2 separate regions of the Homo sapiens genome follow, and region 1 is linked to region 2. A link is a loop called in an ENCODE intact Hi-C map of the cell type or tissue named here. Cell type or tissue: heart left ventricle. All regions are shown on one strand.

What was found. A loop is a pair of places that touch in the nucleus more often than their neighbours do. Peaks named below come from ENCODE experiments on the same cell type or tissue, not always from the same donor. Only the 100,000 strongest peaks of a DNase experiment are listed, where the experiment ranks them.
Region 1: a loop joins it to region 2, with 2.0 times the contacts of the local background. A loop is called at or near these places in 4 of 110 quality-filtered maps.

Annotation. Positions count from the first base shown.
Region 1 is chr12:75,704,750-75,707,249 of GRCh38, reverse strand. All of the region lies in intron 1 of LOC105369844 (a long non-coding RNA gene), which reads left to right. Among named protein-coding and RNA genes, the nearest start is that of KRR1, 190 kb to the right of the region's middle. In heart left ventricle, no CTCF peak of the experiment used is centred here; a DNase peak (open chromatin) is centred at 1,089; H3K27ac peaks cover 1,974 bases.
Region 2 is chr12:75,933,737-75,936,236 of GRCh38, reverse strand. No RefSeq gene overlaps it. Among named protein-coding and RNA genes, the nearest start is that of PHLDA1-AS1, 96 kb to the left of the region's middle. In heart left ventricle, a CTCF peak has its summit at 1,454; no DNase peak of the experiment used is centred here; H3K27ac peaks cover 1,493 bases.

The sequences.
Region 1 (2,500 bases), 230 kb after region 2:
TTTATCTCTGACCTCTATTTTCCGTGATTTTTACATAACAAAGTACATAGTTCCTCAGGCCAACATATGGAAACCTAGAACAAATGGCTTCCAAGGCCCCTCCCAGTTGAATAATTCTGGTGAATTCCCTTTCCATGAACTTCCTGCCAGATGTTCCTCATGACTGATCTTATTTCCTTTATGCTTATGAAAGTGAGGCATAGCTTTTTTACAAAATTACTTAAGTGTATGTTATCAGAATGCAGCAGAGCAAAGCAAAGACCACGTAACTTGACACAGCCATGGCTAGAAGAGAAACCTTATCTGCGACAGATATTTTTAGTTGCCACTATTTTCTATCACACTAAGCCCCATTATTTTAGGCTATATGGAAATGGGTAAACTGAGGGGCTGTACCTCATAACAGCCTCATTTTTCACGTGAGAAACCTACTTTAGAGAAAGCTCTTAAGATGTGTCTTTATATACTTAGCCAGCAGATGACCACTTTTATTTTTTCCCTGCTAAGAAAATTCTTTTTTCAATTCCCTGGAAAATACTGTTGAGGCTGTCATGCTGTTGGGGGAAGAAAACATATTTCCTCATTTATATTGTGCCTGCTTATCTATATTTCTGCAAACATTTCAATCTTCCTCCCCACTGCATTTTTTACATCAGCCTTTCTAAATACAGTTCATGGTGTTCTGTTTTATGTCACTGTAACCCTGACTGCTATGTGGAAGCAGGTCCTGCAGTGCAGGAAGCCTGCTTATAATTGACAGATAAATCTGTTTTCTAGAAACTCTGCATTCCGCAGCAGCCCCAGCATATATGATTCTTAAATAATCGCTTTGCTTATTCCCCAAACAGAAGGCAGTCAAATCAACCAGTTTATTCTTCCAGAATTGCAAGAGGACTGCCATTCATTTTCCAACTTTTCCTTTTTTTTTTTAAGCTGCGGTTGTAAAAACTTGGTGTGCTTTGGGATGTGTCATCTCTTATTTCTTAAGGGTCAACTGTGTTAAGAGAGAGAAGGTCAACCTAAACAGTTCTTGGATTTCATTTCGGGAAATTCCAGGCCCCAGCTCAGCTCGTTCTGTGCATGTCCACCTACCGAGGCTCGGCCCTCTGTTGTTGCAGCTGTTGCTGAGTACAGAGCTCATTTATCCCCAATCAGCTGGAGCTTCCTGTAAGTGTTGGATGCTTTTCCCTATTGCTACTCAATTGGGATTTTTTTTACAAGATTTATCAAAACAGTTCCAGCTACATGGTGCTTTGGAATACATACCTCCAAAGTCCAATGACTTTTCAAAACACAGATACTATGCTAGTGGCAAACTATTAGAGATGTCAACTGCCTCACTTGGTTCAACCTCTACCATGTTGTAGGTGCCTCCATGCAGAATGGGGAAATGGAATGAGGAGTTTGAAGGAACACATGGAAAGTCTCTAAATTGTACCTCTCACCCCAACCACGCCATATTGGAATATACAAGACTGAAGAATTCAGAGTCACAGCCTTGACTCCAACTCCCTTGTTCTAAGATAAGAAGAATCTTAGTGATTTACCCAAGGTCATATGGCTGATTATGGCATTAGCCTCTTGTAATCCTTTTGATACATACGATCTTGAAAAAAAATCCAAAATCATAGACAAGGGGTTCATTTTTATAAAAAAATATTTATTCTTGTTATTATTTATCCTAGGGGTCTTGGAACATTGTGTTTGATGGCAATAGTTTTAATATGGCCGATTCTTTCTAACCTTGTCAGAAGTCTGTATTTTGATAAGATAGAAATATAGATTTATACCATATCTGTATAAACAGTCATCCGCATACATGTGTGTTCTGCTTCTATCAATAGCTCTTTTGTCTCAGGGATAGGAAATAAATGTGTCTGAATTTATATTAAAAAAACACCATCAAAGTAGTAAAATACACTAATCCACTGTGTATTACATAAGGCATTTAAATTCCGATAATTCATGTCTGATGCAAGCAGTAAGAATATGAAATAGTACACATTTATCTCTTTTCTTCATGAAAACTGGGGCAAAAATAATAATATTCTAAAATAAAGGAGAATACCATTTAAAAATTCAAGCCTCACCTCTCACTCTACTCCCGTTGCCTGAAAACATGCAGAGCTCCCTTTGATAGTTTGATTTTGAATCTATTGACTTAAAAATATCTCCACTAGTTTTTCAGGCCAGTCATTCTTCATTCTAACAAAAGTAGACTTCATTTTTGTTTTCATTATCTTTTAGAGACATTGGATTGCTGAACAGTTTTGGGCCAAAATCCGTCGGCTGCATTTCTTTTAGCTTGCTGGCTAAGACTGTCCATAAGGAAGGATACTCACGCTTTGCTGACATTTCCTCCCTAGGTCTCTACATTGCGTCAATTGACTCGCCAGTGGTTAATAATGTGCACTCTGGAGTCAGATTACGTGGGTTGGAATCAGGCTCTACATCTTGCTAGCCTGGCAAATTTGAACTAATTATTCAAACTATCTGAGTC
Region 2 (2,500 bases):
GCTTGAAAAATATTTAGATAGCCTAGATATATTATCCTGTGTCATCATGTTACTTTGGCTGTCTCCTTTTTCCCAGCATTCAGAGGATCAAAAGTTTGTAACATTTATTTATTTATTCAGTAAACAGTTATTGATCTTCACTATGGGCTGGGTGTAATGGCATTCACAAAGATAAATAAGACAAAATCACTGTTTCCAAGAAGTCACAGTGTTGTGAGTGTGGTAAGAGATAGGAAGATTACAGGATGGTTAAAAAACAAAGTAGGCCAGGTGTGTTGGCTCATGTCTATAATCCCAGAGCTTTGGGGGGCAGAGGCGAGTGGATTGCTTGAGGCCAGGAGATCGAGACCAGCCTGGGCAACATAGTGAGACCCCATCTCTACAAAAAATAAAAGAATTAGCTGGGTGCAGTGGTGCATGCCTGTAGTCCCAACTACTGGGAAGGCTGAGGCAGAAGCATCAATTGAGCTCAGAAGTTAGAGTCAGCAGTGAGCTATGATCACACCACTGCACCCCAGCCTGGGCAACGGAGACTGTCTCTAAAGCAACAACAATAACAAGATAATAAATACTGTCTGTGACACAGGTATGAGGAGGTTGCTATAGAAGCTGAGCCAAGGGAGCCCCTACCTCTGGCCTGGGGGCAAGAGGAACCATTGAAGAAAATTTGAAACCTCTGAAATAGGCAGGGATAAAAAGTGTCCCAGAGACAGTTACACTATGTGAGAAGTAAATGGGAGGTGAGAAAATGGAACCAAGGTGGGTAGCTTTTTGTACTTTCGTAGATTTGCAACTGAGCTTCAGCAATATTTCTACCCTGATCTATGTTATTTTTATTTTATTTTAATTTTTTTTTTATTTGAGACAGAGTCTCACTCTATTGCGCAGGCTGGAGTGCAGTGGCACGATCTCGGCTCACTGCAACCTCCTCCTCCCAGGTTCAAGCAATACTCCTGCCTCAGCCCCCCGGTAGCTGGGATTACAGGCATGCACCACCATGCCTCGCTAATTTTTGTATTTTTAGTAGAGATGGGGTTTCACTATGTTGGCCAGACTGGGGTCGAACTTCTGACCTCAGGCGATCCACCTGCCTTGGCCTCCCAAAGTGCTGGGATTACAGGCATGAGCCACCATGCCTGGCCAATCTATGTTATTTTTAAAAGAAGAAGAGAAATAGATCAAGGAAGAGGAGAAAGACCTGGTTCCATAGATCTGACTCTGCAGTTTGTGTGCTGTGTAATAGAGAAAAGTTAGTGTCAATTTGGACATGGGCCAAATGACCTTTTGAGTCTCTTGTAGCACAAATGACCTGGAATCCTGTTTTCTTTATGATTATGAAGCTGGGCATAGGTATTCTGATGGGCACAGCCAAGATATTTAAGCCAACATTTGCTGAGAAACAGTGAAACTCATTTTCAGACATTTTTCCCCCATGACTGAGAAGTGTTAGGTTTTTGTCCAGCAGCAGTAGCTGTTGATTGCTGTTTTCCTGAGAGAGGGAGGCTTTTTTTTTTTTTTTTTTTTTTTAACATTCTGACACCTTTTTTTTCCCCTCCGTATCAGTACTGCTCACTAACCACATCATATGGTGATAAGAACTGAAATTACTCATTGACATTATCGTGGGGCTATTTCGAAAACATTATCTCATTTCATTTCCTAGAATATCATCAAGTCTCCACAATACCAGTTCCTTAAAGGAGAATGTTTTTGTTCCAACTGAAACCAAAATATTTTAGTGAATTTTGTCTTCAGTATTACTTCCTTCCTATTCTAATACTGTGGTCAAAAGTATAACTTTTGGCAAACTCTTTGCCATAGCGGAATCTGACTTAGTTTGCTGAATTTGAAGTTAGCTGTTTTCAGTAATTTCTTTTCTTTTTTTTTTTTTTTTTTTTTTTTTTTGAGATGGAGTCTTGCTCAGCCCCCCAGGCTGGAGTGCAGTGGTGTGATCTCGGCTCACTGCAGCTACCATCTCCTGGGTTCAAGTGATTCTCCTGTCTCAGCCTCCTGAGTAGCTGGGATTACAGGCACCCATCATCATGCTCGGCTAATTTTTGTATTTTAATAGAGATGGGGTTACTCCATGTTGGCCAAGCTGGTCTTGCACTCCTGACCTCAGGTGATCTGCCCCCCTCGGCCTCCCAAAATGCTGGGATTACAGGCTTGAGCCACCGCATGCAGCCTGTTTTCAGTGATTTGTCTTTACTCTTTATGTAGATTATCTGCATTGCAGATTACTTATTGTAATTTTCAAATCCTGGGCTGAATTTCTTTCATCATTTCCTGTGGATTTGTCATCTCTTTCCTCATCCTCACCCTCTATTCAGGCACCATGTAACCAGGCAGTTAGACAAAGCATTGTTTCATAGCTGAATCCATCACATATTTTTTTTATATATATTCCCAAAGGTATACAAATAGTTTTCATATTGTTTGAGAGTTTGATTTGTTTCCACTAACATAGAAAAATAGTTGTTTAATAATTAGACACTCCTTT